Linked DNA regions of Homo sapiens: region 1 is linked to region 2. The links are chromatin contacts, found by Hi-C or POLR2A ChIA-PET in ENCODE. All regions are on one chromosome and are shown on one strand. Each heading gives the region's core, a stretch centred on a gene start or an enhancer-like site at or near the end of the contact. The rest is flanking DNA. Distances are from core to core; before and after follow the strand shown. Region 1 overlaps SEPHS1 (selenophosphate synthetase 1). Region 2 overlaps PHYH (phytanoyl-CoA 2-hydroxylase).

Region 1 (4,301 bases), core at 1,705-4,204, 44 kb after region 2:
CAGGCTATTCTCAGTGTTTTGGATTTTAGCCATTCTAACAGGTATGTGGTGGCATCTCAATCACTGCTTTAATCTACAGTTCCCTATTGACGTACCACACTGAAGGTTTCCTTTTATGCTTATTTGCCATCTGCGTTATCTTCTTTCATGGTGTCTGTCAAGGTCTTTGGGCCATGTTTAAATTGAGTTGTTTTTTATTATTGAGTTTTAAGAGTCCTTTGTATATTTTGGATACCTGACCTTGAACAGGTATGTGTTTGGCAAAATTTTTCTCCCAGTCTGTGGCTTGTCTTTTCATTTCCTTAACAGTGTTTTTCACCGAGCAGAAGTTTTTTATATTAATAAAGCCAAACTTAGCAATTTTTTAATAGATAGTGCTTTTGGTGTTATAAAGTCATCACCAAACCCAAAGCCACCTCAATTTTCTCTGATGTTACCTTCTTCCAGTTTTATATTGTTGTGTTTTATTTAGGTCTACGAATCATCAATATGGTCTGGCTCTGTGTCCCCACCTAAATCTCATCTCGAATTGTAATCCCCACATGTCAAGAGAGGGACCTGGTGGGAGGTGACTGAATCATGAGGGCGGTTTCCCTCGTGCTGTTCTCGTCAGGGTGAATGAATTCTCATGAGATCTGATGGTTTTGTAAGTGGCAGTTTCCCCTGCTCTTCTCTGTCCTGCTGCCTCATGAAGAACCTAGGTGCCTGTTTCCCCTTCACCATCTGCCACGACTGTAAGTTTCCTGAGGTCTCCCCAGCCATGTGAAACTGTGAGTAAATTAAACCTCTTTCCTTTATAAATTACCCAGTCAGCTGGGCATGGTGGCTCACGCCTGCAATTCCAGCACTTTGGGAGGCCAAGGTCAGGAGTTCAAGACCAGCCTGACCAACATGGTGAAACCCCGTCTCTACTAAAAATACCAAAATTAGTGGGGTGTGGTGGCGTGCGCCCTGTAATCCCAGCTACTCCAGAGGCTGAGGCAGGAGAATCGCTTGAACCTGAGAGGCACAGGTTGCAGTGAGCCGAGATCACCCCACTGCACTCCAGCCTGGGCGACAGCGAGACTCCGTCTCAAAAAAAAAAAAAAAAAAAAAAAAAAAAAAAAAAAAAAGAGACTCAGTCTCAAAAAAAAAAAAAAAAAATAATAATAATAATAATAAATGAATAAATAAATTATCCAGTCTTGGCTATTTATAGCAGTGTGAAAACACACTAAACATTCATTTTGAGTTAATCTTCACGAAAGGTATAAGATCTGCATCCAGAATAATTTTCTTCATGTGAATGTCCACTTGTTCCAGCACCATTTGGTGAAAAGACTCTTTTCTCCAATGAATTGCCTTTACTCCTTTGTCAAAAATCAGTTGACTAGGCCAGGTGCAGTGGCTCACGCCTGTAATCCCAGTACTTTGGGAGGCCGAGACAGGCGGATCACAAGGTCAGGGGTTCAAGACTAGCCTGGCCAACATGGTGAAAACCCATCTCTACTAAAAATACAAAAATTAGCCAGGCGTGGTGGCGGGCGCCTATAATCCCAGCTACTTGGGAGGCTGTGGCAGAAGAATCACTTGAAGTCGGAAGGCGGAGGTTGCGGTGAGCCAAGATCCTGCCACTGCACTTCAGCCTGGGCGAAAGAGCAAAACTCCATCTCAAAAAAAAAAAAAAAATCAGTTGACTATAATATGGACCTACCTCTGGATTCTCTATTCTGTTCCTCTGATCTATAACTTTTTTTTTTTTTTTGAGACATGATCTCACCCTGTCACCCAGGCTGAAGCGTAGGGGTATGATCACCACTCACTGCAGTCTCAACATCCTGGGCTCAAGTAATCCTCCCACCTCAGCCTCTCGAGTAGCTTAGACTACAGGAATGCACCAGGCGCAGCTAAAGAGACGAGATGGGGTCTCACTATGTTGCCTAGGCTGGTCTCCAACTGCTGGACTCAAGTGATCCTCCTGCCTCAACCTCCCAAAGTGCTGGATTATAGGTGTGAGCCACTGTGCCTGGCTATAACTTTCTTACAAGTAACAACAAATTACAGAAAATTTTTATTTCCAAATGAATTGTAAAACAATAGGTAAAAGATAATTGTGGTACATTTCTCTGGTAGAACATTATCTAGTCATTAAAAATTATGTGTACTATGGCTCACGCCTATAATCCTAGCACCTTGGGAGGCCAAGGAGGGTAGATCACCTGAGGTCAGGAGTTCGAGACCAGCCTGGCCAACATAGTGAAACCCTGTCTCTACCAAAAATACAAAAATCCGCCGGGCATGGTGATGATGCGTGCCTGTAGTCCCAGCTACTGGGAAGGCTGAGGCAACAGAACTGCTTGAACCTGGTAGGTAGCGGTTGCAGTGAGCCGAGATCACACCAATGGACTCCAGCCTGGGCGACAGAGTTAGATTCTGTCTCAAAAAAAAAAAAAAAAAAAAAAAAAAAGTTTACTAGGATACATAATATGGGAAACATTAGTCATGTCAAAACAACAAAAGCAGGCACTCCAAATACATATACTAACCATTACATAGTGAAAACTTATACTAACCACTACTTTAAAACAACAATAGTAAATCACCAGCCAAACATGAAAAAAAGTCCTGGAAGAATACATAAAAATGCTAGCCGGAGCTGTTTTGGGTGGAGGGACTATGGACAACTTTTTTCTGTACTATTTTCCATTTTCTAAAAACTTTTCTATAATAAGCATGTAATTCTTTTATAGTAGAAAAAATGTATAAAATAAATGGGAAGAGAAGACATATTAAAAAACGCTTTCTAAACATAGTGTGCCATTGTAAACTGTGGTGAACACTTTGGAAGACAGTTTGGCACTATCTATAAAAGCTGAGCCAGTACTGATCTCTTACACGTGCCTCAGAGGGCTGGGCCAAGGAAGTCCATAGCAGTCGCCCCAGTGTGAAACAGGAGAGCAGAGAAGCCAGTGGAAAAATCAACACAGCCAAAAGGAATCTACTACAGCTACATATAACAAGGAGACTCTCAGGAACAATGGTGAACAAAACAAGTAAAAAAAATGCAAAACTAATTTGCTGCTTAAGAACACAAGGGCTGTGCAATAAAAATATTCTAAAATGCAAGAAAATAAACACAAAATTCAGTGGTTACACCTAAGCAGGAATGCAGGGGATGGGTGGGAGTGGGGGCACTTCTAGACTTCCAAGGTTATGTTCTGGAAATAGCTCCAGTATCTTAAACTTTCTAAATTTCCATTCTGAATGGTTTGCTTCCAAATCTTACATAGGTAACCCACACAAACGCTTTCTAGAAATAGTTCCTCTGGTATGTCAGAAGTTAGGACTTCCTTCTTAATTATAAAGCACTGTAAGTCAGGGACCATCTGCAGTGATCTATGGAATGCCAACCTGGTACCAGGAGAAGACGGTCTGTAGTCACTGGCCAAAAATCTGGCCACCTACCCTGAGACAGTATGTGGCCAGAAAAGCCTAAGACATTTACTGTCTTGGACCCCTGGGACCGAAGCGCCCTTCCCACCTGTCATACCTGTCCTGTTGAGCCTCGCCATGTTCATCATCGCCTCCTGGTAGGCCAGCTCTACATCTTCTTGGGTGACCACTAGTTTAATCTTATTCCATTTCTCAGGCTGATAATAGAAATGTAGGTGAGGGAGAGAAAGAGAGGAAAATGTGATTAATCTTTACTTCTAGCAACTGAGAAAAACAGCAACTTTTTCTTATTTAACTTCTAGGGACTTTAATTCAGAAAACTGAATTTTCCAACTCTGGTTTTTCTGTGGATAGTATTTTAGGTGTCCATTAGACCTGTCAGCATGGCGTCTTTTCTGTTCTCATCCCACATTTCTGTAATTAAGTGCTGTGATTTATTGGGTATGTGTAGTCTAGCGGGACACACGGCGGCACTGCTGTACATGCAGTGTAGTGTCCTGCTAGTGGAGAAGGGCTCCCCCATCCGTGACACTCCCTGCCTCACCTGCTTCCAGCTCCCTGCTAGCTCAGGCCTGGGAGGTGGGGCTGGAAGGCACCTCTGCGCAACATCCCCGCAGTGGCCTTCTGCTCTGCTCCCCATCACAGGGGGAGGAGGGAAAAACTGCTAAAGAACGTGGCAGCCTTAGAGAATTTCTCTACCCTGCGACATCAAGCTAAGATATACCAGGTTGATGAAAGACGTGTAATTATTGATTATTCTCTTTCAACTGTTTCTCAGGACTGGTAGTTTCAGATGATAGTTGTAGAAATTAAATGCACCATGATATGTGAGAATATACCCCAATCTTATTAATTTGTGAGTTGTTACG
Region 2 (4,224 bases), core at 1,627-4,126:
CTCACTGTGTTTCTCAGGCTGGTCTCCAACTCCTGAGCTCAAGTGATTCTCCTGCTTTGGCTTCCCAAAGTGTTGGGATTTACAGGCATGAGCCACCATGCCCAGCCAGAAGGCAAGGTTTTGTCTTTGATTTTCTCTCATCTCAATCTGTAGTTTTGTTTTCCTTTACTGTCCTGTGTGAAACAGGACAGCCAGCACACCTCTGGACAGCCCCAAGACATAAAGAAGCAGCAGGAAGTTCTCAAGCCTCCTGCACGGGGGCACAAGTGTAAATGGAAATTCCATTGTCATTTTTGGTGGGGGCTCAGCGATGTCCCTAAAATGAATCTAAACCCAAGCACTATATACTGTCAAATAAACTAGGTATGAGAATTATGAAGCATCTGAAGAAAAGAAAAACCTGAGATTTTTACCTTGCTATTGTATACAAACATACCTTCAAGTTCACGCTATTTTCAGCTCCAAAGAATTTATGTGCTATTCCTACAACTTCCTTCTCGATGTTTTCTTGACTGGTGCCCTTCACGTCAATGTAGTGGCAATCGGCACTGGCGAAATGGCAGGAAATTGCCTGTGCAAAGTGAACAAATTGATATTGGAGAAAAACATCCCATGAATACCAGTGACCAAGCAGGGAGTCTTTCTTTTAGAAAGTCATTTATTTCACTCAGTATTTGATTTCTAAGTGGAAAGTCAGGTCCATTGCATCCTGTGTCAATCTCTTTGTAACTAAGCCTGTTTTTGTTTCCAGCTAGAAGTTAATTGAGAAATTTCAAAAGATCGTTAACCAGATGTGACATGTATTTTTGAAAGGTATATATGGGAGAGGGAATGGAATTATGTCAGTAAGAGGTATTTAGTTTTTTTTTTTTTTAGCATTTTATTTTCCTAATGAATGAATATCCCAAAGTCTTAAGAAGGACTGCATTCCACGGCAGTTTATCTCATAAGTTAGTTACCTGGTCCAATTTGGGATGAATTGTTATTTCAGTGGCAATAGATTATGAAAAGAACTAAAAATACCTTGAGATAGAAAATAATGCAGACACCTTCTCTCAAATCAAAAGGACATTTAAAAGCCAATACCAGTGACATATATTACCCCTCTTGCTTCCTTCTGAGGGTAAGGATGAAATTGCTTGGTTCTCCCTATTTTAGAAAAAGTTATAAACAGATCTAAGCTGCAAGGCAATCGTTAAAACTTACCTTTTTTGTCACAAGTGATCACACTTGTCAGAAAGACTTTCTACTTTGCCCCAAACAACAAATTTCTAGGGAGTGGAGTCACAAACTCCATTGCCTCTGTAAGCCCTGGTGCCATACGGCACTGTAACAGAGCCCAAGGCAAAGGGAAAACACGCACCCCTATATCTGTATCTTTATGAAATTATAGTAATATTTTCCCAGAACATTAAAGTCATTAAGCCTGGGCACGGTGGCTCATGCCTGTAATTCCAGTACTCTGGGAGGCCAAGGCAGGAGGATCACTTGAGGCCAGGAGTTCAAGACTCGCCTGGGCAACATAGCAAGACCATGTCTGTACAAAAAATGAAAAAATAAAATTAGCCAGGTGTGGTCATGCATGCCTGTAGTCCCAGCTACTTGAGAGGTTGAGGTGGGAGGATGGCTTGAGCCTCAGTGTTCCAAGATGCAGTGAGCTATGATTGCACCACTGCACTCCAGCCTGGGCAAAAGAGCAAGATGCTGTCTCAAATAAATATATAAACAAATAATAAAATGTTTTAAAATAAAAGCATTAAAAAACATTGGGCCAGGCGAGATGGCTCACATCTGTCATCCTAGCATTTTGGGAGGCCAAGGTGAGACGATCACTCAAGGCCAGGAGTTCGAGACCAGATTGGCCAACCTGGGGAAACCCCATCTCTACTAAAAAATACAAAAATTAGCTGGGCATAGTGGCGTGTGCCTGTAGTCTCAGCTACTCACGAGGCTGAGGCAGGAGAATTGCTTGAACCTGGGAGGCCAAGGTTGCAGTCAGCTGAGATTGCATCACTGCAATCCAGCCTGGGCAACAGAGTGAGACTCCACCTCAAAAAAAAAAAAAAAAGAAAAAAGGAAAATTGCCAAGTCTATATATTAAAACCCACAACATGATTTGTGTCGTTGTGCCTGCACCTCGCTACTTGCACAGCTCTGAAGGTTGTGCTAGTGTGGGGTCCAATAGTGTCTTTTATTTAAACTTTTGGCATTGTGCGCAGCCAATACATTGGGTATTTTGCATTAATTTTGATTTTTTTAAATTTCGCATTAAAATGTTACTAAACTCGATTGCAGAGTCTTTTTTTGGCATCCCCTTACATTTTACCCCTGGAGAGAGTGCCCCAACTTGTCCCACCCTAATCCTGACCCTGATGAGGCTGGTGGAAATATGAATGAATGGAAGACGAAATTTGGCCCCTAACCCATGGCCTCAGGAGACAACAGTGATTTTTTCTTTTTTAGTAGAAGTGGGGTCTCGCCATGTTGCCCAGACTGGTCTAGAGCTCTTGGTCCCAAGTGATCCTCCCGCCTCAGCCTCCGGAAGTGCTGGAATTACAGGCATGAGCCACTGCACCTGGCTTTCATAATCAATTTTTTTTTTTTTTTTTGAGACGGAGTCTCGCTGTCGCCCAGGCTGGAGTGCAGTGGCGCGATCTCGGCTCACTGCAGACTCCACCCCCTGGGGTTCACGCCATTCTCCTGCCTCAGCCTCCCGAGTAGCTGGGACTACAGGCGCCCGCCACCTCGCCCAGCTAATTTTTTGTATTTTTAGTAGAGATGGGGTTTCACTGTGTTAGCCAGGATAGTCTCGATCTCCTGACCTCGTGATCCACCCGCCTTGGCCTCCCAAAGTGCTGGGATTATAGGCATGAGCCACCGCGCCCGGCCCATAATCAATATTGACAAGGTTAGGATCCTGAGGTCACCTGGCTTCTTACTGATAAGAGCACAGAAAGCCCAAGGTAAGCAAATATATTTCCTGGTAAATAAACTGGACTAAAGTCCAGGTTGGTTAAAAGCCACAAATCTTTAAAATGTTAATGCAATTTAATTAAAATTTTATTCAATTAATTTGAATTCAATGAATTGAATACAATTTTTGTTTCTAACCCACACTTCTGCAGCAGGTGCAGCAATGTGAATGCTTACCTTCCGGAATCCCTGGGTTTTATTCTGACCAGATCCGTGGATGAGCAAAGGATGGAAGAAAACAGTGTCGCCCTTCTCCATCACCAGGTGCACCCGGGCCTTGTTTTCCTCGTAGTCCTGGATCCCGTGGAACATTTTGTTAACTCCCCCCTAGAACAAGAGGCAAGTGAAGTCTACATTTGAGGGAGTACCATAATTAAAAACATTGTCAATGGTTCATCAGGGAAAGCAAACATCAGGGAAAGAAAGCATTTCTCTCTCCCAAGAGAAATAAATGTCTAAATTAAATGCTTACATTTTTTTCAGTATACAAAAGCCTCTCAGATATCTGGTTTTTAAGAGTCACATTTTGGCCGGGCATGGTGGTTCATGCCTGTAATCCCATCTCTTTGGGAGGCCAAGTTGGGAGAATTGCTTATGCTCAGGAGTTTGAGATCAGCCTGGGCAACATGGCAAAACCCCATCTCTACAAAAACTGCAAAAATTAGCTGGGCGTGGTGGTGCCAGCCTGTGGTCCCAGCTACTCAGGAGGCTGAGGTGGGAGGATCGATTGAGCCGGGAGGGGGAGGTTCCAGTGAGCCATGATCACACCACTGCCCTCCAGCCTGGACAACAGAGCAAGACTCTGTCTCGAAAAATAATGGTAATAAAAAAAAAGAAGTCACATGTTGATATTAAAATCACTGATTTTTTGGAGGAAATGAACAGTGTGGAATTTCCACCTGCCCTTCATGACTGCATTATACATGAAGATCTAGCTTAGCTTTGCCTTTTGTGGTTAATGCAGGCAACCACCTATCTCTTGGGCATTTCCAGCCTGAAACTGTGAGTGTTCCCAGTGTGTTCTCCTCCTCGCCCAGAACTTTAAATAAATCCTTCATCTCTTACTCAGGAGTGTCTCTGAGAAGCTATTTCCCCAAAATAGGGGGGAGAAAATGCTCAATTTTTCTGAGCTCAAAGGCACTTATGTTACATCCAGAATAATGAAAGAATAGTAAATTAAAACACTGTGTTTGTTTGTAACTATTTCCCAAATTAGTTGCTACTTTAGGTAATGCGGTTATGTCTTTATTA

What was found. A loop is a pair of places that touch in the nucleus more often than their neighbours do. ChIA-PET counts read pairs that join two places held with the same protein, here RNA polymerase II (POLR2A). Pooled maps may share reads with other maps.
Region 1: a pooled map shows a loop between it and region 2 (2.0-fold over the local background). The contact joins two enhancer-like sites. A Hi-C loop is called at or near these places in 1 of 37 single-sample maps with no recorded cell type and 4 of 50 pooled maps. POLR2A ChIA-PET finds 5 or more read pairs at or near these places in 7 of 52 experiments (A673, H1, OCI-LY7 and 4 more).

The regions. Positions count from the first base shown.
Region 1 is chr10:13,324,822-13,329,122 of GRCh38, forward strand. It overlaps SEPHS1 (selenophosphate synthetase 1), which reads right to left. Exons shown (of 9, transcript NM_012247.5): 7 at 3,530-3,629. Among named protein-coding and RNA genes, the nearest start is that of SEPHS1, 21 kb to the right of the region's middle. Within about 2 kb of position 2,955, at least 2 of the 41 ENCODE cell types and tissues checked have a DNase peak (open chromatin) inside an H3K27ac peak, as active enhancers do.
Region 2 is chr10:13,280,540-13,284,763 of GRCh38, forward strand. It overlaps PHYH (phytanoyl-CoA 2-hydroxylase), which reads right to left. Exons shown (of 9, transcript NM_006214.4): 7 at 3,151-3,300; 8 at 437-571. Among named protein-coding and RNA genes, the nearest start is that of PHYH, 17 kb to the right of the region's middle. Within about 2 kb of position 2,877, at least 2 of the 41 ENCODE cell types and tissues checked have a DNase peak (open chromatin) inside an H3K27ac peak, as active enhancers do.